Regions from separate parts of the Mus musculus genome. Here regions 1 and 3 are each linked to region 2. The links are chromatin loops, found by intact Hi-C in ENCODE. Cell type or tissue: left cerebral cortex. All regions are shown on one strand. Each heading gives the region's core, and the rest is flanking DNA. Links, peaks and the distances in the headings are about the cores only.

The links. Hi-C counts contacts between places; a loop is a spot of excess contacts. Peaks named below come from ENCODE experiments on the same cell type or tissue, not always from the same donor. Only the 100,000 strongest peaks of a DNase experiment are listed, where the experiment ranks them.
Region 1: it touches region 2 in a loop (2.3-fold over the local background); 2 of 42 quality-filtered maps call a loop at or near these places.
Region 3: a loop joins it to region 2, with 2.1 times the contacts of the local background. A loop is called at or near these places in 2 of 42 quality-filtered maps.

The regions. Positions count from the first base shown.
Region 1 is chr7:117,170,132-117,180,920 of GRCm38, reverse strand. No RefSeq gene overlaps it. Among named protein-coding and RNA genes, the nearest start is that of Gm39075, 53 kb to the left of the region's middle. In left cerebral cortex, for the core only: no CTCF peak of the experiment used is centred there; DNase peaks (open chromatin) are centred at 5,748 and 5,939; H3K27ac peaks cover 279 bases.
Region 2 is chr7:116,847,732-116,858,520 of GRCm38, reverse strand. No RefSeq gene overlaps it. Among named protein-coding and RNA genes, the nearest start is that of Gm26054, 100 kb to the left of the region's middle. In left cerebral cortex, for the core only: no CTCF peak of the experiment used is centred there; DNase peaks (open chromatin) are centred at 1,182, 5,046, 5,362 and 5,866; H3K27ac peaks cover 590 bases.
Region 3 is chr7:117,155,773-117,166,561 of GRCm38, reverse strand. No RefSeq gene overlaps it. Among named protein-coding and RNA genes, the nearest start is that of Gm39075, 67 kb to the left of the region's middle. In left cerebral cortex, for the core only: no CTCF peak of the experiment used is centred there; DNase peaks (open chromatin) are centred at 4,514 and 4,857; H3K27ac peaks cover 418 bases.

The sequences.
Region 1 (10,789 bases), core at 1,021-9,020, 320 kb before region 2:
GTATTTTGAGGCAGGTCTCGCTATGGTTAAGGCTGACCTTGAACTTATGATCTTCACTTCTTAGTCTCCAAAGTACTGCCAACTTTTACCTTAGCTTTTTGTGGCATGCCTATTTTCATCTCCTAAGGCGTCTATCTTCTAGACTTTAGCTAACTGATCAAGTATTTGTCCTTAGTAAAGCAAAAGTGGCTGGCCTCTTTACAGTGTATGTTAAAAGTTTTACAAACCTAAGTAGATTTAAAATAGTTTTTCACACATGTGTATGTATCTATGTATGTGTATGTACATGTTATGTGTTTTTTGTTCATGTGTGTGTCTGTGTGTGTGAGTGCATTTATGTGTGTGCATGTATGCATGTGTGTGTGTGTGTGTGTGTGTGTGTGTGTGTGTGCATGTGTGTGTGGTATGTATGCACCTGCTACTGTGTACATGTACAAGTCAGAAGACAACCTGCAGAAGTCAGTTCTCTTCTCCTACCTTGTGGGTCCAGGGTATTGAACTCAGATGCCATGCTCGGAGTCAAGTGCCTTTATCCACTAAGCCATCGCACCAGCCATTAAATCCCGGTTCCTCAGACCTCCTTTCTGAGAGTCAATCCTTGCAACGTACTGTCATTTTTTTTCTACCCTCTACTCCTTGTGTTCCATGTTTTATTAAATAAAAATTCAGTCTCAGGTCAGTATTTCACACAAGAGTACATTTTATGACATTTAAACTCTTGTGTTTATTCTGTGATTAACCCTTACTTGACAACATCATTGAAAGCTGGACCCGGTACCCTGAACAATGAATAGATTTTTTTTCTCCTACTTTTTCTTGGCATCTCCTTTAGCTCTAGTGTGTTCTCTGAAGACTCCTCCTTTGATGAACCTGTGTTTCTTGGATCTTCCCTTCATGTGGCAGCTTCTCTGTTGTAATTTTTACGTTATTGCTCTGTGAATTGGGAGAGTAACTGGGCTAGATAATTCAAGATCACAAAGTCAATTTTTTTTTCATTTAAGTTTTAATTCTGTCACTCAGTACTTCTATTTAGTTTTTAATGTTGCCAATCATATTTTAATTTCCATGGTTTCTCTTGTATTATTAAAATATTCCTTTTAATCCCTCCAGGTTTGTGTACCCACAGTGTGTTCTCTTAGCCCTGAAACTACTAATTAGCATTCCGTCAAACCAACTCCTGTGTCTTGCATTAAGTTTGAACAGGGTTTAAGATCACAGTCTGCTCAGCTTCATGTCTCTCTTTCATGGCATTTACTGCCCCCAGATAGTTTGTGAATGTGGCTGTTTATAAAGGACAGTGAAGGCAGGCTCCTGACCTCTATCCAATATGGAAGCTATCTAATGGGCCGCATGTAGCAACCATTAGCCTTTTCTGGTGATCCTCTTTTCAATTTATATTAATCCAGATAAAATTAAATTATAATCCAGTTTCCTCATTTCACTGGCCACATTTCAAGAGTCCAGGACTTTTCATGGACAGAACCTATGGTATTGGGCAAGACGGAGTTACAGAGAACATCTATTACCAGGAACTGTTCTGTTAAATGGGGTTGGTTTAGACGGATTCATTTTGGCAGCCAGAATGGTTCTTCTACACACATGTGGCAGCTTCCTTAAGTGGAGAAGAGCCACATCTAAGTCAGCATCAGACACGCTGGGAGGGACAGCTTCAGGGGACATGGCTGCTCTATCCCAGTTGTGCTCAGAGCAAGTTTCTAGGAGCAGGCAGCCAGTTCTCTGTCCTTAGCCACTGTGGTGCTGATCTTGGTTGTTAACAAGACACTCCTAGTAATACGGAATCTCAGTTGAAGAATTGCCTTCATCAGATAGACCTGTGTGCATGCCTGCATGGAATTTTATTGGCTGTTAGTCGGTGAAGGAGGAAGCATCCTAATGGAAACTTAGTTGTGTAAGAAAGCTGAGCATGAGCTTGAGAGAAAGCAAGATAAAACCAGTAAGCAGCACTCCCTATGGTGTCTGCTTCAGTTCCTGCTTCCAGGTTCCCGCCCTGACTATGCAGTGATTGACTGCTAGCCACTGAAGTGTACATGAAGTATAATGGGGCAGTACTGGAAGGCAGGTTGGATCCCCAGAGCTCTTTGGCTAGTCAGTAAGACTCTGCCTTGAAAAACAAAGTAGAATACAACTGAGGAAGACCCCTAATGTTGACCTCTAGCCTCTACAAATGTACACACACACACACACACACACACACACACACACACACACAAAGAAATCAGAGGCCTATCCAATCATATATTTTATATCTGAATAAGATTCATATCAGAAGGTGGCTTCATGGCCTGTTAATATCAAAGCCAGGACAAAGGTATCCATGAACCTCATGTGATAAAATGGACTCAAGGCTCAGACCAGGACCCCGCTGCCCAGCACAGTAGGTACCCTAGACTCCTCAGTATACGGCTTTTTTACGTTCTTACCCATACTGAGTAGGATTTTTCTGTGTTGCAGCTACTTGTGCATCACCATTGTGCCTGGTACCTGAACAAAATCATTGGCTCAGCAAGGTGGACCAGGGTGAAATTCTTTCTTTGGTCTGTCAGAGCCCCACCAGATGACAAGCTCCCAGGTTTGAAGGCTGAGAGTTCAAACAGCACAGTACTGGTTCTGATGCCACAGCCCACCCCACCCCACCCATCTATCAAACATCATGGTAGTGGTTTTGCAATAAAGGAAAATCCCATTATCAGACAGGAAAGCAGGAAAGGAGCAGGACGTGCCGGTAATTGTCTTTCATGACAACTCTCTTGTCACAAATGAGTGTCCATTGATCATTATATTAGTTCTATCTAAAGGTCTCATGCCAGGGACTCAGTCACCTTCTACTGGGCTCCATTTGTGTGTTTGTGTGTAAGTGGTACCCATATGTACAAGTGGTACCCATATGTACAAGTGTGTGTAGAGGCTAGAGGTCCACGTTGGGTTACTCATGCACTGTCCATTTTATTTACTGCAACAAAGTGCCTTGCTGCCTGAAGTGTCCCCATGTAGGCTAGGCTGGCCAGCAAGTGAGCGCAGGGATCTGCCTGTTTCTTCCTCCCCAACGTTGATATTTTAAGTGCCATCACTACTCATAGCTATTTTAGATCAGTTCTAAGAATTGAACTCAGGCCCTCATGCTCAGAAGACAAGCATGTTACAGATGGAGCTAATCCCCAGCCCTGAACAGCGCTCTTAAAGCTCTCATGACCTCATACCATCAGCCAAGCACCAAACACATAGCTGAACTTTCTTCACATATGTTTCTGGATGTAATACCTTTAACCAGGGGTTCTCAACCTTCCTAATGCTACAATCCTTTAATACAGTTCCTCATGTTGTGGAGATGCCCCAACCATAAAATTAATTCATTGCTAATTCAAAACTGTAATTTTCCTACCATTATGAATCATAATGTAAATATCTGATATGCAGGATATCTTGTATGTAACCTGACCTCCAAAGGGGTCAAGATCCACAGGTTGAGAACTACTGCCTTCAATGCTAGGGGGAGACATTTACCACATCCAAACAATAGCGGTAGCTCTTTCCTAATCTCTTAATAATAGAGGAAGGACTCATAGTCCTAAAAGAGATTCTCAACAGAAGCCAATGAAACTAAGGGGGGAGGGGGCTTCCTCTCAAACCACATTTGTTTTTGCTTCAAACCATACCAAACTCACACCTTACAATAGTGTGAAGAAGTCTAGAAACATCCCCATTTCTTCTCATGAGCAACTAGGGCACTGCAGGGGCAGAAGACTGTGAGAACTATGCTTGCTGTACCCTCTGAAAGTTCTAGGGTGGGAACACTTGACCATTTAAGGTCTCCTCCCGCCCCCAGGATCTACCTAATTGCAAGGTTCACAATCTGTTTTCAGTAAAGCAGTTAATTGTTCTTGAATGTTTTTGAGACTTTGGAAACATGACCTAAGATTAATGGCTCATAAACCTCATTTGTGCTTCTATTTGAGATTCTAGAAGCCTGATGTGCTTCTAGATTGGAGAGGGGCGAGGACCCTGAAAATGTGCTGTGTACCCCATAGCCATGGCTGCAGCAGGCAATCTGTTTCCCTATAAACTCCAACATGGGGTTCTGAGCAGGGGTTTTTTTGTTTTTTGTTTTTAATCAAAACAAAGCAAAACAAAACACTAGTTGGGTTTTTCTTTCTATGGGATTCATAATAAACGACTCTAATCCCTAAGCCTGGTGTCTTAGTCAGGGTTTTATTGCTGTGCACAGACACCATGACCAAGGTAACTTTTATAGGACAACATTTAATTGGGGCTGGCTTTCAAGTTCAGACGTTCAGTCCTGTATCATCAAGGTGGGAACATGGCAGCACCCATGCAGCCATGGTGCTGGAGAAGGAACTGAGAGTTCTACATCTTGTTCGGAAGGCAAACAGGAAAAACACTGTCATCCTCAGGAAGCTGGGAGAAAGCTCTCAAAGCCCACACCCACAATGACATACATCCTCTAACAAGGCCACAAGTCCAAAGAGTGCCACTCCCCGGGGCCAAGCATATTCAAACCACCACACCTGGTCTTGTAGGTTACGACTTTTCTAGGCACACCCTTAAAACCTGTGGACATCTCTCCTAGTAGCAGAAGTTGGTTTCTGTGGCACACAAAGTCTGAACTTGGAGACCAAAAACTCTAGTGGAGACATGGAGCATAAGTCATCAGTATAGGAAGGGAAGGTGACCGGAGCAGGTTCAATCTTATTAAAGGGGCAAACACCATGTAGGTCCCTGCAGCTGCAACTTCAGGCAGAAATGGGGACATGAGCAGGTCCACCCTTATGAAAGGGACAAAGATTTCTTAGGTCCCTGTAGAATTATGCATTTGGTCTTTCCTGTGGCACCAGAAAATCAGATACCAGGAAAAGCCTGACTTCTCACTTCTGCTGGTAAGCAGTTAGTTCATGGAGACACGTGTGCAGAATCCACTCTCGCAGGCACATTTTTTCTCCTAGATTTCTTCTCCTTAGAGATCCATGGCTTGTTCTTCTAGAAATCACTGTCAAGATTCAGAGATGAAAGGGGATGTCAAGAGGTCATAGGGACTGGAAAACCTAACAGAGACAGATGCTTCAAGGGAAGTTTCAAATATCAGGACACCAGGATATCACCCTCTGGACACCAGAATTGAATTCATATCTAAGGAACTGCTATAGTCTACATCCTGGTCCAGCTAGAATAGTAATCACCTTAGGTAATAGGAGGTCTACAGGAAGACAAGTATTTCTAGAGTATTCTCTAGAGTAGAGGTGCTAGAAGAGACAAAAGATTGATCTTCCAAAGTCTATCCACACAAATCAATTGTAATGGAATCACAGCCATTACAATGAATAGCTCTGATCCACAGAGTGTATACTGTGTGTCAAGACAAGTGATTTATTGATATCCTCTTATTTCATTTTCTCAATGAGCCTAGTAGGTACTGAAACTATGATTATCCTCTATCTAAGATATGAAAACAGGCTGAGGATGGTTAAGTCATTGACTTAGGATCTCGTAGATTATAACATCTGAATTCTATTAGAGAATGAGCACCCCTCTCGCCCCACCCCCTCCTTCCCTGTGGTATTCTCTCTCTCTTGAGGGTTCTGAGTAGGAAGTTCAAGAGAAAGCTGAAATAACTTCCTCTCCCAACTTCCAGCCACTCCCAGAGTAGGCTAAAAAGCAGCATGGGAACAGATGGCTGTTGGGTGGTGTATAAATTCCCTTCAAATGTATATCCTGAATATACAAAAACAAATTAGCGTGATTGGAAAGTCAGCATGCTTTTAAAAAGAAATAGAGAGGTTCTTTGGCTTCCAAGATCTTTTATCATTGTGTACTGGGGACCATATGGATGCCATCAGTTTGCCTAGGGATGGCAAGAGAAAGGAAGGGAAGAACACACAAAACCTTGAGGAAACAGTGAGTGTGTATCGATGTTGAGAATAGGAGTCCGGCGCTACTCTTGGCACCGGATTGCCTGAGTGGGCTGTTGGGACTTATTTTTGTAGCAGCTCTTTGACAATGTCATTCACACGCTGCACAGTTTTCACATATAAAATTTATAGTTCAGTGTTGTTTGTACTTTCTTTCAGACATGTGCAACTCTAACCACAGACAATTTTAGAACGTTTCCTGACATCAAAATTAAGCCCTGTATCCTATCACCTGCCATTTCCCTTCCCTATGGAACCAACAAATTATGGTCTGTCTACATGGATTTCATCATAAAATGGGATTTTTTTTTCAACTGACTTCATTCATTTAGCATATATTTTTGGGTCCATGGCTTGAGGTTTTAATGACTTTAAAAAAATCTCTCTCTCTCTCTCTCTCTCTCTCTCTCTCTCTCTCTCTCTCTCTCTCTCCCTCTCCCTCTCCCTCTCCCTCTCCCTCTCCCTCTCTCCCTTTCCTCCCTCCCTCCCTCTCTCCCTCTCCTCCCTCCCTCCCTCTCTGCCTCCCAGCTACTTTAGCAAAATCCTTCAAATCAGTGACTGGAGCCTTCCTTTGGCTTGGTAAAGGACACCAGCAAGCATTCTGTCTGGCTAGATTCTGCTGATTTGATTTACAGAATCGAGGCCACCAGCCAAATATTTGAATCTGTCCTTTCTTCATCTCACTCTTTTTGGGAACTTGAAGAACTTTAGTCTTAGGAATAGAGTCAGTTACCTCAGGTATCTGAAAGTATCTGTCTATGGAGTGTGGCCCAGGTCTGTGGAACTTGTACCTCCAGTCTCTCCCCAAACATCCTAAAGGGCATGTTTACTGATGGATATCCCATGGTTTTGGTACCGTTTTTATACAATATGTGAAGAGAAAGTATAACATGTATATCATTCCATAGATAGATAGATAGATAGATAGATAGATAGAGCAAGAATGAATATAATACTGAGATAATAAAGAGTTTAGATATAGATAGATAGATAGATAGATAGATAGATAGATAGATAGATAGATGATAGATATTTTGTGTGATGCAACAGAGCTAACAAATGATGTTTAAGAACCTGTAAATGAATTGGCAATAACATGCATTGCCAGGTGTGAAAGAGTTCTATCAACTTAAAGGGAGGTAGAATAAGAACTGTAAGTGACAGAAATAAGGCCTGTGAGCATAGCATGGTTTTTAGGTTCAACTGCTAATGCTGCCTCTGACCAAGCACATGATGCACCAAGCTTCCCGGAGTTTCTGTTTCTTCATCATCAAAACAGAAGCAATGTTAAGAAGAGTGTGTCATGGCTCCGTGTGGTAAAAAAGCACTCGAGGAGCTGAGTTTGGATCACTGGGCCTCCAGAAAATGTTGGGCTGGTTGTCTGGAGGGCTATAACCCTAGACATACAGGAGGCAGAGACAGGAGAATCTCTGGGGCTTGCTGACTATTAGCCTAGCTTCAGGAACATTGTGAGACCCCATCTTAAGAGAATACAGCAGAAAGTGATAAAGTAGGTTACCGGACTTCATCATCTGGTTTCCGGATGTGCACACAAATATGTCACCATAAATGCATGTATGTGTGCACGGGCTCAAGCACACACACACACACACACACACACACACACAGAGGAAGGTGCATACACTTCAAATAGATACACATACCTGTGCAAGCACACACACACTACAAATACCTAGTTACACACAGAGGTGCATATACTATAAATTCTCTCTGTGTGTCACACACACATACACACACCACAAATACATACACAAACCACCACAAACAAAAACTTTTAAATTAAAAAAAATTAAACATAAATTAAGAGGAAGTGGTTGGTTTCTCCCACAGCATTTGTACTATTATACCAGTGGACATATCTTGCCAGACAGTAGTTATTATAGCTCACAAGTTCACTGAGCAAATCGATTGCTCCCTAGTCTGCATAGGACATTCCAGTAGTGTGAAAGCTAGCCGGAGATGGAGCTTCTAGGGAAAGAGCAGCTTGACTTCCCATGTTCTATGACTCTAGCATATGTGGTATCTTAAACAATATAGCCTAGTCCATCAAGTTCTGGAGGGGCATCAAAAGCATTGGCAAGAATTAAGACAACTCCACAATATGGAGCATATGCTTGGCTCTCTTAACTGGATAAATAAACCTTTGACTAACTAGGCCAGCCATAGTTCCTTGAAAATTAGCTAATACTATTATTCTGCTAAGTGTATATGGTAGTAAACTGCTCCTAAGTTCTTATCTTTATACCCCCCAAATAAGTGCATATCTCAACCCTCATTAAGGAGCTTATTTTTGCAGTAAATGATGATTAATATAGAGACTCATAATTAGTCACTGTGCAGAGAATAAGAGGGTGACAAGTACTCAGATTTCAAAGGGATATTTATATCATACCCTTTCTTCCCAAGGCTCAGGCACCATCTCAGAAGAGAAGCAGCAAGATTTCAAGAACCAGACACAAAGGGTGTCTGGAGTTAAACAGAGTTCATAAGACCGGCAAGGTCATACACCAAACCTGTATAACATCAAGCCAGCCAAGATCCTGGCATGGGTGGAGGATGCTCATGAAGTTGCCCCTCTAGTTAAGGAGCTGTTGGCAACTAGTAGCTTCTGGAAAAGGAAAAGTCAATTTTCTTATGTGTCATTAGATTGTGTTACACCAATAGACATATATCTATCACTAAGTGGAATCAGGGGTTTTAAGAACAGAGCACATCTCAGGGCTACATCAGGTCTTCTGCATATATATTATGGCTTTCAGCTTAGTATTTTTATAGCACTCCTGAGTATCTAAACGAGTGGGTCTCTGATTCTTCTGCCTTCTCTTGGAGTTCTTTGCCTTCTGTTAGTTTGCCTCGTCCAACTTAGACCGTGATGGTGTTTGTTTTATGTTATTACATTTAACCTTATTTTGTTGTTATTCTTTAAAATCCTGCTCTTTTCTAATGAGAGACAGAGAGGGAGTGGATCCAGATGGGAGGGGACGAGGGGAGGAACCGAGAGGAGTAGAGAGAGGGGAAATTATAATCAGGATACCTTGTATGAGAAAAGAATCTATTTTTCATAAAAGGGAGAAGCACAGCACATCAGCTTGGGAGGGGAAAGTAGTGGGAGGTAAAGTCTAGAGAGGGGACCATAGGGGAAGCAGTGTGAGGTAAACTTGATCAAAACACATATACGCCCATATAAAAGTCTTAAACAATGTTTACAAATTCCAAAAAAGATTAAAAGATGAATTGTTTAAAAATTTTAAAAAAGTGTTACTAACTCTGTAGGATATTTTGAGATTAAAGTGTTTAGGAGCTAATTATTACAACAGTAGTTACTGCCATTTCCAAACCATCAGCATATGCACATTAAGCCACTCTCAGATAACGTGCTACTTGTCTAATTGCCCAGCATCCTTGCAAGATAGTATGCAAGATAGTCAAACTCTCCCTTACTCGATGAAGAAACTGGTTCGGCAAGGTTAAATGACTTCCTTCAAACCTCTTAGTTCACAGGTTGTTAAGTTAAGGGTTAACACAAGACTTTCTTATAATAAGGGGCTCACATCCAACATTGCAGATATTCATTGCTAGTGGAAGAGAGAAAGATTCAAATCCAAGAGACATTATTCATCTGTAAGCCAGAAAGGCATTTTTTGAAAGTCATGCAAACACTGTAAAATTTAAAATAGGCAATTTCACATTTTAATGGCACAGTTTGAAATGGGACACTATCAAATCTATGACTTAAATACCAGTGTAAGGACAAGAGACAATGTCTAGACATCTGGTATACCAGCTCTAACACTTTGTCTGCTATTCAACCGTCTACCCAGGGGAGAAATGAGGTTTTAGGAAGAAACTCTATTCAATGTCTGGTACAAAGGGCTTTCAGTACATAAATTTATGTTCCAGGAACAATCTTGTGACATCTCAGCTGCAGAGATGCTGTCCTTAACAACAAACACTAGAATTTCCCAGTTTCTCATCCTTGGATTTTTGCACCATCAGTATAATTTGAATCTTTATAAATCAAACCCTGTCTTCAAATGCAATTGAAGAAATTACCTTTAAAAAAACCCATCTTGGATCCTAAAGAAAATGGAAGAGTAGTGTTGTAACTGAACAGCTAATCCTGAAATTATCTATTTTGTAAATGCAATTGAAGAAATCACCTTTAAAAGAATCCTATCTTGAATTCTCAAGAAAATGGAAGACTGGTGTTGTAACTGAACAGCTAATCCTGAAATTATCTATTTTGTAAATTCAGAATTTAGTCCACAGCTTTGTCAGAACAACCTTTATATTCCAGAAACCAATTGAAATTCAAGTTTGTGTCTGGGTCTTGTGGGCACTCCTTATCACCTTTGCTGATAAGCATTTAAATATATTCATTAACAAAAATAATTGTTGTCACAGTTAACTACATTAGCACCTTTTAATTGAATTAGAAATTAGGTGGGGTCATGAATATTTCACTAGGATTCACTGCTAGCCTTTCCAATTTCCATCTTGAAAAAAACAAAAACAAAAACAAAAAATCACCAGATGTAAACAGGTGGGTTTGCAGTGCCCACATGCCTGTATTTTCTCAGAATTTCATCACAAAAGTCATCTTATTGTCAAAAATAAGTCAAAAATGAAATTTTGACTTTCAAGCTGTTCCTTTACACTTTAAGCTGTGAGACAAGGCATTCTGTGTTTAAAAAAAAAAAAACATTTACTCAACATAGCATAGGAATCTTCAATCCTGTCACATGCTAAGGAGCTAATTGGCTCTGAGCAGAATGGCCCCATAAGGGATTTGAGGTAGAGTCCAGGATTCTATACTCCAACATAAC
Region 2 (10,789 bases), core at 896-8,895:
GTAACTGGCTTCCTAGTCTACCTCTCTATCTCTTTCACTCTGCCTTTGACACCCTGGCACAAGCCTCATCTCCTACTCTCTCCTCATCCTTGTTTTCTCTTTGTATCTTTAGCTTATAACTGCTTTCTTGATACTGCTTCTTATTTGGTTTGCTTCTTTTCAAACTGCGTTTTTGTATAGTGTTATAGAGATACATAAATCATAATGTATGTACTTTGGATGGATTTCCACATATATACACATCTATATGACTATATCCTAATCAGATGTCATCCTCAATCTCTCTCTACCTTAGTTTTTGAGAGAGTATCTTGTCATTGAAGCTGGAGCTCTCTGATTCTGCTAGACTCGCAGGCCAGCAAGGTCCAGAAAGACCCTATCTCTGCCTCTGAATCTCCAGATCTGGGGTTACAGGAGAACAAAGTCACCTCAGCTTTCTCAGGTGGGTGTAGGAGGTAGAACTCAGGCGGTCATGCCTATGTAGCAACAGTTACAGACTGAGCCATCTCTCCAGCCTAGTTTCTTCTTCTGCGTGGATGGGAGCCAAGCAGCCATTCTACAAACCCTGAAAACAGCTCTATGGTGTGAATTCCTGAGGTTAACGATCTAAATAAATCGGTCTTGTCTTGCCTCTGCTAAACTGCTTGAAAGATGATGTTTTACAGCCTGCATAGATCAGGTTGGTCTTTCCTTCCTTTGAAAGTTATCCTCAGTAGAAATTGTCATGCTACCTAATGAACCAATATTAGTTTAACTACATGTTGTTAATTAAAAGCAGAGATTTATACAAGCTTTTCCCTTAGGAATAAAAGTAAGAATATCATACTTCAAACTTCCAGAAGCAGAAGAGCGGTCCCAGAATTTACAAACCTCCGTTAATGGTTATGGTGAATTTTCTTCTAAGGGTGTCTTACTCTGGAGACCTCATTCTATTTCCAAGGAAGATCTGACCCAAGATGACTCTTTATAGGCCAGGCCATTTAGCTTTTGTGTGAGAGGAGACTTTTTTTTTTTTTAGCCTAGATGCTCGGTCTCTTTTTTATCTCAAACCATTTTCCTGGAAAGCCCACATGAATTATGTTCACAAGAAAGAGAAAGCCAGGGCTGAGAGGCTGTTTCAGTAGGCAATGAGCTTGCATATAAATCTGACAAGCTGAGCTTAGATCCAAGCATCCACAGACAGGTGGATGGCGTAGCACATGTGGGTAGCATATGCATCTATAATCCCAGTGTTCCGGTGCAAGTGTGGGAGGCAGAGGTAGACAAGTCTCCAGAAACTTGTAGGACATCTATCCTACCACATGCAACAGTGAGCAACGTGAGAGAGCCTGCAAACAAGCTGGAAGGTAAGACGGACCCTGAACTTGTTCTCTGACCCCCTGCACTTCTCCTGTGGCACACACGCACACAGATGAACATACATACACAAATACACAAAGCAAGAAAAGACTAAAAAAGTAGAAAAAGAAAGGAAAAGCCTGACCTCCTATTCATTCCAGATGGATACCCATGTCTTTAATCGAGTTCTTCTAAACAAGTGAATCCAAAAATAAGGATTAATTTGCAGTTATCAATAAGAGGTTCAAGGACACATGAGCTGAGAGAAGTCTGTGAGTTACTTCTGATCATATAACCTGACATACACAACAGACAGGAATGAAATATTTCTTTTATGACATGTGGTTTCAGATTGCTCAGTCCAGTGTGGTAGCAATGTCATAGTAAAGGAAGTCATAGAGTGGCAGCCAGGAATAAGTAATGGGGACCAGGGAAGGATAACCTCCCAAGGGTGCCCTTCCATTGTCATGACTCCCTCCAACTAGACCCCACCTCCTCCTTTTCCCATCTCCCAAAGATGCAATCATACCATGAATCCATGAAAAGGTGAAGTCCTTGCTTAGGTCAGAGTCCTCATCATTTAATCATTCCTGGAAACTCCATCACGGGTGTCCTTCAATGTCTCCAAGCCAAGTATCAATCCAATCAAGTTGACAATTAAGATGAATCATACGACAAGAAAGGAAGGAACATAATGGGTATGCTAAGGAGGGAGAGAATGACTGTGCTGTCAGAAAACTTCTCATTCTAAGTAATAATTCAACCACACTAGCCCAGTGCAGAATACACACATCAGAGCCATTCATCAGGTGTGCCAAAGCTGGGGACTGATCACTCACATTTCCAGCTTCTGGTCACAGGCAGAGTAGACTCTATTGGCCAAACAGAACCACCAATTAGACAGATGAATGGAGGTTAACCTCCAGAAATGACTACCTGAAGGGAGGTAGGCAGGGCAAGCCACAGCTGTGGAATAATGCCCCAGAGCAGAAGTGGGATGAAGGCCAGCCCACCAGCCATGCACGTCAGTCTCATGTCTTCCTTTGGCAGACCAAGAGAGTTTGGCATACTTTCCAGGTTATCATGGTAGTCGGTGCATCTCTGAAACCTGTGAGCAGCACGCAGCATGCTTCCTCTCTGTGTGGGTCTTGAGGTTAGTACAACCTCAGAAAATGACACGAGGGGATTGCTGTTCCATTCAGAGTGAGCTCAGGAGAGTCACCTGAACTCAATAAAACTCAGTGTTCTCTATCTACAGTTTAGGATATCAAGGCACTATCTTATTAGCACTTTGAAGAGAAGTAACATTGGTTCATATCTATGGTTAAGAAAGCTGAGCATCTAGTGTTCCTGAGAGAATCAACTAAAACAATGTTCTCCTAAAGAGGACAGAAGCCGTTATAGGCACAGTTTCCATTCCACCCTCTCAAACAACCTCATATTGAAGCCCTAACCTGAGGTGTGATGTCTGAACATAGGCTCTTTGAGAAAGAGGTAAAGTAAGATACTGTGAGGGTATGTTATGGTTTGAATCTGAAATGTCCCCCACAGGCTCCTGTCTTGAATGCTTGATCCTCAGCTGTATTGAACAATGTGGAGCCTTAGAAGGTGAGCCACGCTGACAGAAGTAGGTTACTAGCAGTTAGGCCTATGAAGGCTATGCCTGCCGTGGTCTCTTCATTTTGATTCATAGCCCTGTAAAGAACTATTAGCTCATGTACCTAACACCCACTAAAGGAGTCCTACCCATCCACACTTGCCCTGTGGCGGTGGATCAAAATTTCTCTCACTCATGAGACAAAATAAACCTTTCTCCTTTTGAGTTGACTCTACCAGGTGTTTTGTCAGGGTGGTGAGAAAGGTAATTAATGAGTGTGGAAGCTTCTCAAAGGGAAAAAGAGGAAGAGACAGAATCTCTCTATCCTAGCTAGTCAATCATCTATCTCTACCTACCTATCCATCAGCTCTCATCTACCTGTCATATATATATATATATATATATATATATTCATCTATCTAGCTTTCCCTATCTTACACACATACACACAATGAGAAAAAAACATTTTAAAGGCGACTTTAAGACATACTTTGAGACAGTTAGATTTGAGTGTGGCCAGCACATGAGATTATTGGGAACTTGTACTTGTTTAGCCAGGTGTATGGCATTATCATGGCTGTGCAGGAAAATAATCCTGTTTTCTAGAGACTCAGATTATATAATTAGAGTGAGAACATAATCTTGTCCATATTTAATTTAAAATGTTTGAGTAAAATATTGTGAAGGCCATGCAAGTATTCTCTGTACCACTTTATGTTTCTGTGTCTGGAAAGTTTTATAGCTAAAAAAATTTATATTCCTATATATTTGAAAAGTTATAAATTTGTAATGGTTTTAAGGAATTTTGCCTACACCCCCCCGCAAGATTTTAGACTCTTTATGTTGTTGTAGGGAACCCAATTTCTCTTTAATTGAAATTTTTACTGAGATAATTGTAGATTCTCTCACAGTTGTAAGAAAGCATACGGTGTCCCTGGAAACACTTCACCCGCTTCCCCTGTGGGAGCATTTTCCACTTTAGTTTCATCTAAAAGCAGTAAAGCTTTGCTTTTCACATTTGATTTGATAATCAATACTCCTATTCATTTAATAGCCTCTTTACGGATTTTTTTTCCTGCTGATCTTAAATGTGGTTTTGTTGTTTCTTTCCCCCTTTCTCCTTTACTCTCCCCTCTTCATCCTTTTTCTCCTCCTCTCTTTGACACTGTTGCTCCCTCTCTGGCTCCTCTTTCATATTCTCCCCCTCCCAACCACTCTCATTCATCTTTCCCTCTACCTCTCTCTCTCCTCTCATCTCCCCCCCTCTCTCTGCCATATATGTGTGGTAGAATATATATATATATGTATTTCAGCCTATTGCACTGCCTTGTAGTCCATAGCATAGGTAGGCAGAACCTCCACTGTTGTTCTATTTCAACTTTCTTCCCCTCCTCTGTCTAGTCTTCTTTCATATAATTCTGAGAATTGATTGACTAAGATTTCAGAATCACTATCTGGAGAGTGATTACTTTATCAATACTGAGTCCTCCTTGGAGATAGACAACATCCTGAGTTAAGGAAAGCCGTTTGGGGACATGCAAAGGCAGTTGAGTCAGGATTTGCCCAGGACAAGAAGTCTCTGTCTATGGGCCATTTTGCTTGCATCTCTATACAATTACTGGGACTCTCAGTTACTCCTTGGGCATCTGGATGGATGTCAGGGAGAAGGTTCTTCCCACCGTTGGCCATTGTAACACCAGCAACCCAGGAATAGCCAAAACCATTCTTGCTGGTCAGTACCAGTGAGTCTGGTACACTAGGACAACTGAAGATAACAGTTCAGAGATGACAGCAAGAATCTCCTAAAACAACTGTGTACCCAGAAGGCTTTGGACTGTGTAGCTTCAGTATTTTGCCTAACTTGGAGTTCATCTTTCTCCTTTATAATCTAAATCACAGAACAGCTTGGACGTAAACAGAGACAATAAAGAAGACTAAAGGGAAAATTCTAGGCTAAATAGTCCAGATGATTCTAAGCCAAGATTAAAGAGAGTGGGAGAAATGAAGCTGGGGGCAGCTCATTTGGAAGAGTAACTAGCATGCGCAAAACTCTGGATTCCATCCCCAGCACCATATAAACCAAGGACGAGGACACACATAGTCATCCTAGTACTCTGAAAATGGAAATAGAAAGAGCAAATGTTTGAGCTCATCCTTGGCTACAAGGCAAGTTGGAGGCAAGCTTGGTGTACATGATGATCTATCCCAAAGCAGGGGTGGAGGGGGAGAGAAAGAGGGGAGGAAGGAGGAAGAGAAAGAGAGAGAAATATATCAGACACTGACAAGAGTCAGAAGGAAAAGGGGATAGAGCCTAGAATTCTGCTTTAGGATAAATATTCCATCCACCTTACCAAACATCGTGCTGCAAATGGTACAGTCCCTGACTAGTCAGAATCATAGCTCCTCCTTCACTGAATAGAAAACTCCCAGGATGCTAAGAGGTGGTAGACTTGGCGTGGGCAGATGAGCCAACTCAGATTCCCTCAACCAGATCTGTTCATGAGCTATTTACTCATTTTCTCAGCATTTGTCTATGATTGTTTTAAACACAATTAAGTACAGCTAGTCCTGGTACCCATGAGAGACCAGTTCCAGGACACAAGCCTGCAAAATCAAAACCCATGTATAATTAAGCTCCTTATGAGAGATGGTGCAGAATTATGTATAACAAGCATGCATGCTGCTGTATACTTTAAACAATTGTTGGATTACTTAAAACACCTAACACATTGCAAATGCTGTGCAAAGAGTCATAATTCTGAATTGTTTAGAGAGCAATGATGAGAAAATGCATCTGTGTTGAATGAGTCTATTTTCTGTTGCTATCATGAAACACCCAAGGCTAAGTGCTTTATAAAAATAAACCCACTTCACTCATAGTTCTTGGGTCTCATGAGGACCTTCTGGCCATATCACAGGATGGCAGATGGCATTGTGATGGGGGTGTGTGCAACAGGGAGTGATCACATGACAAGGCAGGAAGCCAGTAAGGAGGAAGGGGCCAGTCTTGTTCACAACAAAGTCCTTACAAGAACTAACTTAGCATCCCAAGAACTACTGTGGCTGGAGGACAAGGACTGGAAGCAGACACATCAAGATTAGCATGTGGAGGAAGCCAGCTTGCAGAGGAAGACTGGAAGCCTTTTATCATCTGGGCTTCATTTAATGAATAGAGTATGGGAAAGAGGAGCCCAGAAAATAGAAATTAGAGATCTGTTCTGGGCTCTATGAAAGTTCTAAAAGGAGATACTGCATGGCCCTGGATTAAGGGTTCTCCCCTCAGGCCCCTAGCATTCTCTTATCACTGGGACTGCCTTCCCTTTCTTAATAAGCTGCCTATAGTTTCTATTTCTAACCATATGTCCCTGGTCCAATGTTTTGCCCTGGAACACTAGGATATGAGTGCCTGTAATCCTGTGCCCTCTGAACTCAGATCCACAATTCAACATTAATCACCCTTTGTCTTTTCTTTATCTCTTTTTCAGATACCAGCCCAAATAGCCCAAAGCCTAAACATGCCTGCCCTAACATTCTGGCCTTCTCACTGTTTGTCTAACCTCTGGGACTAACTTAAAAGGCAATGACTTCCTTTCCATCTCCCTCCTCCTGACAGCTGCCAGCATTTTCAGCTTGTCTGTCCTGTTGTTTTTCTCTCAAACTTTAATAAAGTCATGTTCTTAGCTTCTTTCTCCGTGCTCTTTCAAATGACTTCCTTAGTAGGACTAAAAAACCCAAAAGATGACCTAGTTTGTCTGATAACACTAAATTAATCCTTCTGCAGACACTATCTCCACAAAATTCCCATTAGGCTTCACCTCTTAGAGAGCCCACCACATTAATACTTCCACCATGAAGATGGATCCTGCAACCAGATGAACTCTGGAAGGACAAAACACATTGAAACTATGTGGGGCCATGAAAGGCAGCCTGTTTTGGTTGAATGGGGCTTGCTCCAGTGACCCAGTAGAGACCCAGTAGGAAACTCTGCAAGGGACATAACAGTGAGCCACGTTCCCAGAGACAGGTGCCTGACACCACAGAACCCCCAACTCCATAATTCTGTGGCTATAAGTCACGCAGAAAATGTTCCAAGCTTCTGACATTCTGGCTAGACTCCACCCCCACAGTTACCTGACTATAGCCAGGTATGCTCCTCCCCACAGTTACCTGGAAACAGCAAGGTAGCCCAGCCCACTATAAAAGGGGCTGCTTGGCCCCTCCTCTCTTTCTTTAAGCTCTCACCTTTCTTACTCTCATCTCTAGTTCTCTCTCTCTCTCTCTCTCTCTCTCTCTCTCTCTCTCTCTCTCTTCTCCCTCACTCCACATGGCCATGGCTGGCCTTTCTCTCTTTCTACCTTCTCTCTTTCTCCCTGCCTTTCTACAATAAAGCTCTAAAACCATAGACTGTCTCTGCTCATCAAGGCCCACTGTGCTTGAATAATGGGGTAGGCCCCTAAAGGGCTGCATCTAACCTCCCGCTGGAAGGCCTTCCTGTGCTCTGGCCCTGGACCAGACCAAGGACTCTCACCCACATGGGAACCACCCAGCACCTCCTTTTTCCCTGCCCTTTCCTCTCTTCAGCCCCAAGGCTGGCTGAGGCACAACCTGTGGCCCCCATTTTGTTCTCAGCTCTTCTGAGGGGTCCAATGGTGTCTGGGATGCCTGAGACTGAAAACCTGTTATCTCTGGCCTCCATGAGGCCCAGAGACCTAGTACTGCCCCTTGTCCACCCCTGTGGGCTGGTCCGTAGCTTCCCACAGCCAGATACCCACCCAGGGCCGTGTGGAAAGCAGGCAGCTAGCTGTCCTCAGCGTCTGCCTGCCCAGAGTACTGGCAGGATGTGGGTTTTCTCCCACTCACTTTATTCCCCGCCCCATGCCCACTGCCCCTCAAAACTATACTGTACATATTCCATACAAATACAACTTTAAATATATATCTTTTCAATCCATGGTTAAATGACTCCAAGGATGATGAATCAAGATGTGGAGGCTAATTTTCAATCTATTCAGCAATTCACTTGCTCACTAAAGTTTACTTGTTTTCTGCAAACATCTCTTGTTCACAGCAAAGTCTTCACAAGAATAAACTCAACATCCCAACCAACCACTATGGCTGGAGAACGCTGGTTCCTGCATGAAGACTTCTGGTGCTCCTGAGTTCATTTTTAAGACAGTAATGGAAACCTTGAGTTGTCCAGTGTATGCACATTCCCACTGGACCTGTTTCTGCTTGCCCTGGCTCTCAGCTCTTAGACAATAAGCAAGCATCCTCTATGCAGTCTATCTTGTGTGGTTTTTCACATTGTGTGTGTGTGTGTGTGTGTGTGTGTGTGTGTGTGTGTGTGTGTTTTATAGTATTTTCACTGTTGACCATGTCAAAGTGTTCTCTAGCATTTAGAAGCATAAAAAGAACTGTGACATGCCTGTCAGGGAAAATATTGTGTTGGGGAAACTTCATTTGGGCAAATGGGGTAGGGCTTTTTGCAGGAAGTTCAATGTGCACAAGTCAACAGTGTAAATTAAGTGAGGTATCTATAAGCATAAACACACTGGCACACGATAGTGAATTGATGGTGCAGTGAAAATGTTGTAGCTCATGGGACTCTATCATGTTCCCTTGGTCCAGTGTGCCTGAACTCAGAGTTCACAGTGACTTTACAGAACAATACTGCTGCAAATAATGGGAATCAAATGTAGGTGTTACATATACAGCATTACATTAGGTGCTGGGATGAAGTATATAGATAAAACATAACCTCTGTCTCCATAGCAGATGGTCAATACACATGCCACATCCCAAATGCAGCATATGGTGAGAGATGAACTAGAGATTACAAGACCTAGATTTGAGGCCAAATTCGATAGATAGAAATATTGACAGGATATGTTACCTAAGTTACATTGGAAGTCTGTCATCTATAAAATCAAATGGCTATTTAGGCTTTGTTCAGGGAACAAAAGTGTGTGCTTGCCAGGAATTCAATATGAACAGAGCCTTCATGATCAGAGGGCACCATTCACAGTAGCCTTGTGATCGGTACAGAGACCCTGCCACCAGGATAGCACATTGCCTCATTTTGTGACTATATTAGCATCTGCATGTTCTCTCTATCTCCAAAACTTTGATTGGCTTAAGTTCTTGACCTCCTGTAGGAGAGGAGGTTTTTGCTCCTGCATTGCTGTGGAAAGTTTCTTGACCTATACAGTACCAGACCTTGGTCTACCTGTGCCAAATGTGAGTTGTGATTCTCATGGTGATTCTCACCCTGACTTTAGAGTCAACTTCTCTTCTGTCTTTGTTAGGTTCTTCTGTTGCTGACATGAATGCCATTATCAAAAGCAGCTTTAGGAGGAAAGGGTTAATTTGGCTTACCAGCCACATTTCGTCATCTAGGGAAGCCAGTATTGGCCAGAACTCAAAGCAGAAACTTGGAGGCAGGAGCAGATGCAGAGACCATGGGAAATGCTGCTTACTGGCTTTCTCCTCATGGCTTGCTCAGTCTTACACCATCAGGACCAGTTTAGGTTGTCTCACTCACCACTATCATTAATCAAGAAAATGTGCCACAGGCTTCCCTACAGAGCAATCTAATGGAGGTGACTCCTCAGTTGATCACCCAAGTTTGTATCAAGTTGACAAAACAAAAAAACAAAACAAAACAAACAAAAAAAACAAAAAAGCAACAACAACAACAACAAAAAACTAAGCAAACAAACAAAACAAAACCCTAACCAGAACATCTCCCCTCGAAACAGATAGTCAGATACTTTTCAGAGTTTCCATTTTCTCTTGTGATTAAACAAAAGGCATGCAAGCCAAGAATGTCAGTGCACATCCATAATGCTAACACATAAGAAGCTGAGGCAGGGGGATCATGAGTTTGTAGCAAGCCTAGGTTACCAAGCAAGACCCTTTCTTAAAAGAGGGTGGTGTTGATTCTGGAATGAAACTCGGGGATAGAGCACTTGCCTCGTAATGGATGACCCTAAGACTGGTCCCAGTAACACTATCCCAACAAAGGCACATCAACTATTGAGATTCTGTGCTGCCAAAATACGACAGACGATGCACAGTTTCTTTGTGCTGTCAGAGAGTTTAAACACACGGCACATGCCACATATGCTTTTCTCCAGCCTGAGTGTGACTCCAAAGTCGATTAATTTATGTTCAATTATTTATTCTGCTGTAATGCCTTCTCCAATTACTGATAGATAATTGCATGAGAGGAAACGAAATCCAACACGCGACACTAATGGGAGATCATTGTACGGGCAAATCCCTGGCTTGGAAACACTTGCTGAGATGGGGGCACAGGTGATTTACTACAAGAAGAGCAGGGGGATGGGCCCCCCTTTAATTAGCTCTTTAACTTATTTAATGATGCATCCTGGGTGTTGAAAGCGGTTATTGTTTAAGGGTTTAATGTGCCATAGAATTCGGGGAAAGGAGAGTCAGACGGAAGAAGACAAGATCCGTTGAGGAGTCAAATTCTAGTCAAAGTTTATTCAGCGCCCCCAAAGTACATATAGACATTAGCTTTCTTCCCCACTCTTGGCATCACAGCTTGGGGGAAGGACTCTGGGTAATGTCCTGTGGCAAGAGACTCTTTACAATGCCCTTCACAGCATAGCCATCATGTATAGCTTTACGTTCCACCTCTGACAATCACAGCCCATCGGGAGCTAAGTGTGCCAGCCTGGAATTTTCCAGAACTAAAATCAAGAGTCCAAACAGAAAGAGAAGACGATGGCATTCCTTTTCCAAAACTGGACTGAACTTTTTTTTTTCTGGATTTCATTTTAAAGGAAATATAGCAGCCTAACCTCATTAGCACATCTTGGGTCCCCTTCT
Region 3 (10,789 bases), core at 1,608-9,607, 310 kb before region 2:
TGTGCTGGGCACTCTGACCCTCCTAATTTAGTAGCCGTGTTCACAGTATCTTTTCTCCTACAATAAACATGCTTCGTCTTACATTTCGGGGCAGGGCTTCGTCTGCTGTGGTCTCTTTACTGCTTTATCAGCAGCACGGACAGCAAGTGTTTCTCTCCTGTTCATTCCATGGCCTCTGTGAATCTAACCCACAGTGGATAGGAAATAGTCACAAAAATACTAGTCAGTGCTGAGCCTGGACAGATGCCCCTTGCTGCTATTCTTTTAACAACAGAGCTCAGGAACCACCTTCAAAGCCCTGATGGGCATTGTACCAGGCATACTGAGAGACTTATTAGTGATTTCAAGGACACAGGAAGAGAAGGTAGGTTATATGTAAATATTAGGCTATTTTGCCTAAGAGACCTGAGCATCTACAGAGTTAGGTAGCCATGAGTGTTGGTTGGGGTTCTAGAACCAATCTCTTCAACATGGTTACCCATCATTACTCCTTCAGTGACTGGTTATCTGGATTTTACACATCAAAACCTGAGTAGAAAAATAGAGTCCCTGCAGCAGTAATCCCCTCTTCTCTCTCCTCAGCTTGTCCTGGGCGTGGCTCTGATAGGCTATTAGGAGCATGATGTACACACACCCATCCCAATGAGAGCCTGAGATAGAGCTGACCTGGGTTATTGCAGGTGATTCGGGCAGTCAGTGGGAAAGGCAGTGTAATGCAGACAAATGGAAGATAATAAGTCTGAAGCCAGTGAACCAAGAAAAAGACAGAGGAGAACAGATCCTAAATAAAAAGTCATGAGTCCCTTTAGCCTGGAAAGGGATTTAGAGGTTACCATTCAAAACAATCTAAAAGCTTCGGGAGGTCCTCAGTGCTCTGTATGGTAGGAGCACACTTTGGAAGTAAAGTTCCTATGTCCTGGCCTGGGCTGTCACTTCTCAATTGACAGATGTCAAATGGGGACTGGTTGCTCCATCCCCTGGACCAGGCTGGGACAGAAGTCCCTTTCTGAGCTTTGATGTTGGTAGAGAATGGATGCTGTTCTCATGTCCAGAGCAAGATGCCGAGGACTGCAGGAATGTATACTCAAGGATGTCAAACAAGAAGGAGCGAAAAGTGTTAGAATCTGAGAGGGACATCCAGTGAAAATGGGAAATCTGGGAAGGGAGGTAAAGTAGACATGAGCTGCAATCATCCGAGGGAACTAGATGCACTGGGAAGGGTTAAGACAGAAGGATCCAGCCAAGGACAGATGGCAGCCTGGAGAAGTCTATGGGGGCAATTCTCTGTGTGTCCATGCTTTCATTCTAAGGTGTACTACACATCACAGTGCTCTGTGAAGGGAGAGACTGAGGTCAGGAAGAGACTGTGCTACGCTCAAGTGGACTTGGGGCTGGGTTGTTGTATGCTGTCTACTGAATCTGTGCTGGCTTGAGCAAGTGGCTTCATAGTCCATTCACTCTCAAGTTCATTCACCCTAATCTCTAAAACGTGGGGTGAAATGTGGTTGTGAATAGGTCATTTATGAATTCAAACTATCCCTTCTTCCACCATGCTGAACTATGCTATTGCTAGAGACATGGTGGAATCAGATGGGTGATAGAGTATGTGGCAAAAGAAGCCAGATGGAACAGATGATCCCAGCCAGGTCAAAGGTATCCGAGACTGAAGAACCGTTGAACATAATAATGGCTGAGCCTATGACGAGAACATTTCTCAGTCCCAAGGGATACCTTCAACAATAACTGGCTCTCTGCACTTAGGAACTGAAGAAGCCAAGTCACAGATGCTTAAGTAACATACGCCAGGCCACCCAACCAGAAAGGGAAAGAGTTAGGACCATAACATGTGATCTCACAAACACTTTCCTTCACCTCACTCTAGCAAAGAGCCTCTTTCTGATTAGACCTTGACCTTTGATCTCTGTTCTATCTCTGTGCCTTTTATTCCAGTTCCAGGAAGAATCTATTTATTGAAAATACCCTACCCTCACTATTGTGACGCCTGCTTTGCCTTTAGCAAGACACCTGAGCTTATTCTTAGCCTCCATCCAGCCTTCTACCACTCAGTTCTTTGGCTATAAATACTCACTTCTTGATTTGGAGTTCAGCCCAATCTCTATACTAATACAAAGGCCCAGTGTATTAATGACACTCCTTTTTCCTTATGTCTTTATCAAGTGTCCCAAATACTCTTTTTCATTTATTACTGTTTCAAATGGCATCAAGCTAAAGTTAAGACCCACAGAACAGATCTCATGTGACAATTCATTCGAAAATCTCTCTCCCTCTCCTTCTTCCCCTCTTTCTCTTCCTCTATCCCTTCCCCTCCCTCTCCCCCTCCTCTCTGTCTCTCCATTTCTTTCTATATCTCTGTTTCTCTCTGTATGTTTCTCTCTATCTATGACTCTGTCTCTCTGTCTCCCTGTCTCTCTCTCTCTTTCTCTCTCTAAGTGTGTGTGTGTGTGTGTGTGTGTGTGTGTGTGACTTGTTCACCTAAGGCCATCCTCAGGTTTTGTCTTTTAGGCACAATCCATCTTTAGTTCTAGAGACAGGGTCTCTTCTTGGCTTGGCTAGGGTTGCTGCCCAGTGAACGGCAGGATTTACCTCTTTCTAACTTCCCAGAGCTGGACTCATATAACCACACTTGGATTTTTTATATAGGCCCCTAGGGTAAAACCCAAATCCTCATGTTTATACAGCAAGCGCTTTACCAACTGAGCTAGCTCCCTACCCCACTCCAGCTTTCTCCTAATGGTTTGTCTGTTTTTTGTTTTTTGTTTTTTTCAAGACAGGGTTTCTCTGTGTAGCCCTGGCTGTCCTGGAACTCACTCTGTAGACCAGGCTGGCCTCGAACTCAGAAATCCGCCTGTCTCTGCCTCTGCCTCCTGAGTGCTAGGATTAAAGGCGTGCGCCACCACGCCCGGCCATGGTTTGTCAAACTAAGTCTCTGCTAGCCTAAGTTAACATGGACTATGAAATATTGGAACAATCTAGAGATTTTAAATGGTGGCCATTAGAACTAGGGGGAGTTTCAGAAGCTGAGGTTGTAGAAGGGGGTGGAGCAGATCCAGCAGGAATGAATAAAAGTGCTGGAAAGTTTGGAAGTATACAAAGCTGTGGGAGAGAACTCCTTCCCAGTAAGATGGGGAAAACCACTGAAGAATCAGCTGCCTGCAGAGAACTTTGCATGAATTCAGTTCTTTCACCATTAATAGGTGGGACCAGTGGATGCTGGGGTATTGATGTTGCCTAGACTGTAGTGCATCTCAGTTATTTTCCTCTCTTGGGTAACTTGCTACAGAGAGGTAATATGCCATTTTCTTAGAGAGGGCACAACATTGAACAAGTCCAGTTCACTCAGTTCTCAAGAATGTTTCTATTAGACTAAAGAAGATTCAGGAGGCTTCAAGCAGGAAAGAGATTTCAAGGTGACCTTGTAGAAGGAGCCAGCATTATGAAATGTTTTTGATCAAGTGGAACAAGATAAGCCGTTCATGTTGTGAAAGGGTTCAAAGCCCTGGACACCAGAAGAAATAAAAAAAAAAATTCAATTTCTGCCGTAAGATTGTGCTTTTTACCCCTGTCGTTTAGGAGAATACATAGATCCACTCTCCTCCTGTAATGAAAATACAGCATTCCTTGGTGGTAACTCAGACGCAAACTGGGTTGCAAAGGCAGGTGAGCGCTGCACAGGGAAGGCTGCCTGTAGATTTTTGGAAACAGGATCTCTATAGTTGTTTGGGGACTTATGAGCAAGCTCAGATATAACGAGGCTGGGAACCAAGGAATGACCCAGGGCTATTTCAATATGCTTCCACTTTATCCTAAGGTGACTGTAGAATCCCCTGACCGCAGTGATCTAAAACAGTGCTGTCCTTGCACTGATGGTAACAGCCTATCACTGCACCATCCTAGACAGTGGCTACTATCCCCAGGTAGCTATTAAATCCTTGAAATGTGGGCTACTGCAACACAGAAACTATTATAAATTTTAGTGCACTTAAAATAGCCAAAGTGGCTACAGTGGCTTCTTCTGCCATTGTCACTGGATAGCATGGCTCTAGATGGGCTTGGATTCAGTCTCTACTACTGGCTGGTGCTACAACTTTGGGCAGGTGTCTTATTCTCCCTGGCTTCCCTCTCCAACTCTCCTCTGGGGAAAAATAGGATAGTGACATCTACATGCTAGGATGTCTGTGGAAATGTGTTGTAATAGCAGAACAAGCACAGAACACGTGGGTTTATTAAATTGTGGCTATCAAGTCATGAGCACATCTTGCAGCTTCAGAGTCAGTTTGCAGTTTTCTCAACCATGAGCACAGGTTCTCAATAACACTGGGGCAGACTAAAGTTATGGAATGAGGAGAATCCTCTGTACCCTTCAGGGAAAGACAACAGAGTAAAGACTCAGAGGAATGGGAGTTCTGCAGAGGTCAGGCAGCAGAGCAGAGCAGAAGATGGCTCATTCCATCATCTTGCCACCAGGCAACAGGCAGATGAGCATGGCCACAGGCTGCCTCTTGTCACCTCACAGACACATCTACTATTGATGGCAGCCATGGCAGAAAGAAAAAAAGAGGAATATACACAGGGAGACAGGAAGGGAAAAGAGGAGGAGGACCAGACAGCAATGTAATCTCAGGAAAGATGAAGGCAACATTGAAACATGGGTATCAGAAACCAGAGGGACTTCTGGGAAGACACAGAGATGGTATTACAGAAAAGGAAGAAGACATAGATGTAGGGACAAGGCATGAGAGATATATAGAGATATATGGGGCAGGATATAAGCAGAGAAATCCAAGTCCCTGCCCACACACTGAAGGAGATACAGAAAAACACGTGGCTATGACACAGCAGAACACAGTGATGGGGAGATGCAAAGGAACCAGGAGTCAGCAGCAACACACAGCAAGAGAGGAGGCAGGTGGGAAAGATGTAAGTGGAGAGTCAGAGGGTACCTCAAAACTAAGAGAAACCAGCAAGGAAAATCCAGTGAGACACAGGAAGGCTGTATGGAGGGAGGTAGTGTGGTGGGCACTCGGTGGCACATGAGCTGTTTAAATGCTTCCTAATGTAAGAGTGGGCACCATGCCACCAAGGCTAAGGAGAGGAGTGCATAGCACAGACCCTGCATAGTGATGTTGTTGATTGGCAGGTCCTTGGGGCCCAGTCACAGTCAGCACAGAGCCAGCTAGCAGCAGCCTGTGTCCCTGGAGCTCCTGCCCAGTCCCCTCCTCCCTTCATTCTTTCTTCAGAGTCATTAATCTTAGAGGACAGCTCGGTCTTTTCTCAGATATCTGCAAGGGTCAGCTTAGGAGCCTCTGAGGAGATAGGACTCAGAATGTCATTTGTCAGCTGGGATTCAGAAGGTGACATGAGCCCAGCCCCTCCTGGCCTTTCCCTTACTTCATGAAGCAAAGCTGCATTTACTGTCTTCCCCAGGCAGACTTTTCTTCTCTCGTTGTCTTCCCTTTGCTTATCAGCACAGGGTTGCTAGGAGCAGGAAGTCCAGGCCACCAGTGGAAGTTGGACAGGGAATGTGGCTACCAGCAAAAAAGTAAACATAAAAGATAAAAATAAAAAATGGAGAGGCTCTGAACCTTGCAGTAGCTTGCCCTCCACAAACCCATCTCTACCTTGGCTCCAGGGAAAGCTCTCCTTGGAGGTTAATACAAATGCTGAGTCCTGTGCTGGTACCCAGAGCATGGCATACAGGATGGGGCCGAAGCATCACGGTTTTAAGACCTCTGTCTGGGCCTGACTTGAGCGAACAAGTTTAGCTGTGCTAAACCTGCTCTCCCAGCATTGCTATCATCACTGAGGTCTTTTTTTTTTTTTAATTTCTAGAATTTTTTTTTCCTTCCTTTCTTCCTTCCTTTCTTTCATTCTTTTACAATTTTATTACATATTTTCTTCATTTACACTTCAAATGCCATCCTGAAAGTCCCCTATACCCTCCCCTCCCCCTGCTCCCCAACCGACCCATTTCTACTCCCTGGCCCTGGCATTCCCCTGTACTGGGGCTTATAATCTTTGCAAGACCAAGGGCCTGTCCTCCCAGTGATGGCCAACGAGGCCTTCCTCTGCTACATATGCAGCTAGAGACACGAGCTCTGGGGGTACTGGTTAGTTCATATTGCTGTTCCTCCTATAGGGTTACAGACCCCTTCAGCTCTTTGGGTACTTTCTCTAGCTCCTCCATTGGGGGCCCTGTGTTGCATCCAATAGATGACTGTGAGTATCCGCTTCTGTATTTGCCAGGCACTGGCATAGCCTCACAAGAGACAGCTATATCAGGGTCCTTTCAGCAAAATCTTGCTGGCATATGCAATAGTGTTTGCATTTGGTGGTTGATTATGGCATGGATCCCCAGGTGGGGTAGTCTCTGGATGGTCCTTCCTTCTGTCTCAGCTCCAACTTTGTCTCTGTAACTCCTTCCATGGGCATTTTGTTTCCCCTTCTAAGAAGGATCAAAGTGTCCACACTTTGGTCTTTCTTCTTCTTGAGTTTCATGTGTTTTGCAAATTGTATCTTGGGTATTCTAAGTTTCTGGGCTAATATCCACTTATCAGTGAGTGCATATCATGTGAGTTCTTTTGTGATTGGGTTACCTCACTCAGGATGATATCCTCCAGATACATTCGTTTGCCTAATAATTTCATAAATTCATTGTTTTTAATAGCTGAGTAGTACTACATTGTGTAAATGTACCACAGTCAGAATGGCTAAGATCAAAAATTCAGGTGACAGCAGATGCTGGGGAGGATGTGGAGAAAGAGGAACACTCCTCCATTGCTGGTGGGATTGCAAGCTTGTACAACCACTCTGGAAATCAGTCTGGTGGTTCCTCAGAAAATTGGACATAGTACTACCGGAGAATCCAGCCATACCTCTCCTGGGCATATACCCAGAAGATGTTCCAACTGGTAATAAGAACACATGCTCCACTATGTTCATAGCAGCTTTATTTATAATAGCCAGAAGCTGGAAACAACCCAGATGTCTCTCAACAGAGGAATGGATCCAGAAAATGTAGTACATTTACACCACGGAGTACTACTCAGCTATTAAAAACGATGAATTTATCACTGAGGTCTTAAACCAGGTGATGCCTCCTCTGAGCAGTCTTCCCTGATGACTCTCCCTTCTTTGTCAAAGTTCCCAAATACTAGGTCATTTTCTACTGTGATTTAAACGTAATGCCTGGTTCCCAGTGGGTGGCTCTGTTTGAGAAAGCTGTTTTGCTTTAAGAGGCAGAAATGGGGGCAGGCCTTACAGCTTTATAGAGATGCCCACTTCCTGCCTGTCCATACTCGGTTTCCTTTGTATAGCCAACCAGCATCTTGCTCCTGTCAACATGCTTTGTCTATCTGATAACTTGTCTTTTCATCCTTTTCGATCTGTAAGCCCTAATACATCCTTTCTCCCTTAAGTGGCTTTTGTCAGGCTGTTTCACTACAGCAAAAAGTAGTAAAGACACCGGGGTGGCTAGCTGAAATGGCCACAAGAGCCCGGTGTGGGAGGACACACTTGGAATCCCAGCACTCAGGAGACTGAGGCAGGAGATCAAGAGTGAGATTCTATCTGGAAATCAAATCAAACCAAACCAACTGAACAAACCAACACAGCATTGATGAGGAACTTAAGTTTTCTCACGGAGCCATCCATAGTGAGGAGCCCCCAAGCTTGCTGCTAACTATCTATGCTACCTCTTCTGCTCCGGGAAGACTGGGAATAATGTTTCTAGGACTCTCGATACAGATTCAGGAAGGTGACAAATGCAGCGTGCCCAGAAGGTTCTTCAGCACCAAGTGTGCACTTAGTGTGACCAGCACCAAGTGAGCACTTAGTGTGACCGACCAGCACCAAGTGAGCACTTAGTGTGACCAGTACTCTAATGTTGTCTCTCCTCCCCCCCGCCCCTCCCTTCACTGTAAGCTGCTGTTATACTTTGCATCTGAAATGACCCCTTCTGACTCATGTTGTGAGCATGATTGGTCCCAAACCGGTGGTGAGATTTGGGGAGGCTGTGGAGTCTTTAGAAAGTAGAGCCTTGCTGGCACATCACTCAGATCAGGCAGCATATCTGCCTTTGGCAGTCATATCTGTTTCCTGTTTCCATCTCTCTGCTTCTCCTAGTTCACCATGATGTGAGGAGTCTCTGCTACATGTTATCATGGCTGTGAACTCTGCCACACCTGGATCATGAGGGATCCTCAGAAACCAGGAGCCGCAGTGAACCCATCTTCCTTTCAGTTGTGTCTGGTCTCTTGGTCTTGGTGTCAGTGAAAGAAGTAATACAGCCCCGTTAAAATGAAGTTCATCTGGGGCAGTGGTGAAGCGAGATGAGGGAGGCAGCAGGAAGGGAGCCCTGGAAGGAATGAGAAAGATAGAGGGGTTGATTTTCTGCCCACAAAGAAACAATAACCCATGTGCAGTCCACATTGTCCTATCCTTAGATCTTGCTCAGGGCCTAAAGCCCTTGCATCTGGATTTGAGACTCAATTCTTAGTCTCTATCTGAGGGACCCTGGGCAGGAGTATCCACCTTCGGTCCTCTCTAAAAATGGAGGTTATAGAATGCTACCTAAATCCGTAACACAGCTGACTAAACTGGAATATGGGTACCATTGGCAGCCTGATGATGTTTATGAGGTAAGGCTTCACCTGCGCTGTAGATGCTACAGGTACCTCCCAGGTGAGATGGGAACCAGGAAGCTAGAAAACTTCTTAAAATGATTATGATGAAATAGGGGGCAAAATCTATGAAAAAGAAGAAGAAGAAGAAGAAGAAGAAGAAGAAGAAGAAGAAGAAGAAGAAGAAGAAGAAGAAGAAGAAGAAGAAGAAGAAGAGGAGGAGGAGGAGGAGGAAGAGGAGGAGGAGGAGGAGGAGGAGGAGGAGGAGGAGGAGGAGGAGGAGGAGGAGGAAGAGAATGAAGAAGAAGAAGAAGAAGAAGAAGAAGAACAACAACAACAACAACAACAACAAGAGAAGGACAGAGGGAAGCAAGGAGGGACAGCTATTTACTCTACCACCCTGGAACTAAAGGGTGTTCATATGTGATGCTATCACCAGCAACACCAGGTAAATCCTAGGCAACCCAGATGTAATTGGTTACCATAATGGGGGATCTGAAGATAATTTTTCATTCAGGCTAGCTACAATAGTGCATACCTATAATTTTGCCACTTGGAAGACATAGGCAGGAGGATCAGGAGCTCATGGTTATCCTCACTGCCCAGCAAGCTGGAGGCCAGCCTGGGCTACATGAGAATGTCTCAAAAGTCAGCACAGTCAAATAAATAGATAAAATAAAATTATTTCAAAAAGGAAACAGAGAAATGGATTCAAGCTACTAAACAACCCAGTTCAGTTTTCATACAGGACTTCCTAGATCTTGAAGAAAAGCCAAGAGCAGCTAGGAATTTTACCCAATAACACGAAGACTTGAGCCCCAGGAAGGAGCGAGGCTGCACTGCACAGCACCTCTCTTCAGATGCCCCTGTCACCTACTGGTTGTTCCAGTGACTGGCTTGGCTTGGGCTCTGTTCCCCTGTAACCATGATCCCAGACAGAGGCGGCAGCCAGGTTCTGAATGGCAGACGTCAGAGGCTTCCGGAAGATGCTTGGCTGGATTCTGACCCAGCCATTTCAGAGAGGCATATGCTTGGTGGCACACAGTCTAATCCCAGAGAAAGCTTTCTGATAGAAAGATTCATGATAGCTATCCAGGTTGCAGACACAGGGCCTTAACTTCCAATTCTGAGAGCCTTCGGTACCTACCTCTTACCTGCCACACAGCACTGCCTTGGGGCTCAGGTGAGACAGATTTACAGCATATTATCTATCAACAGATGAATGTCACGGCTGGTCCCTGTGCCTCAGGAGGAAGGGAGGAAGGGTAATTCAGAACGGAGGCTGTAAGGTTTCTTCCTAGCTTGGGTAGGCAGCTGACAGGAATGGGATCTGTCTTGGGAAAGGGAGACCTGCAGCCACAGGATGCAGATGGTACAGAGACCTGCATGGGTGGTTAAGGCAGCAAAGAGAATTAGATCTCTGTACCAAAGGGCAACATTTTGAGCATACCTCCCCTCCCCCTAGAAAACCCAGGGATGGGGGCTTGGATGATCCCTGTTCCAGGATGGAGTGACATGGGGGCTTGGATGATCCCTGTTCCAGGATGGAGTGACATGGGGGCTTGGATGTTCCCTGTTCCAGGAAGAAGTGACATGGGGGCTTGGATGATCCCTGTTCCAGGATGGAGTGACATGGGGGCTTGGATTGTCCCTATTCCAGGATGGAGTGACATGGGGGCTTGGATTGTCCCTATTCCAGGATGGAGTGATATGGCAACCTTGCAGCCCAAATGCATTCCCTCATCTGTAGGGCCCCTGCCTTGCTGCTAAAGAGATGAGAGAGCACAGATTCTTCGGGGACACTCAGGAGCAGGGCAGAGTTGCTAGGAGCACAAATTCTGCCTTACTTCCCCCAAGTTAAAATTGGGAAAACGCTGCTCAAATATTCAGAAACAGTTGTAAAAGTGATGTGACAACTACTACCTAGATTTATTCAAAAGTTCATATTTTGTTATGATTGTTTCATATATCCATCCATCATCTATCTATTATCTATCTACTACCTATCTATTTACTATCTAGCATCTATCCATATCCATCTATCTATCTATCTATCTATCTATCTATCTATCTATCTATCTATCAATCTCTATATATCTTTCTAGCCATCCATGTAAATATATATCTAGCATCTGTCTACTTATATACTA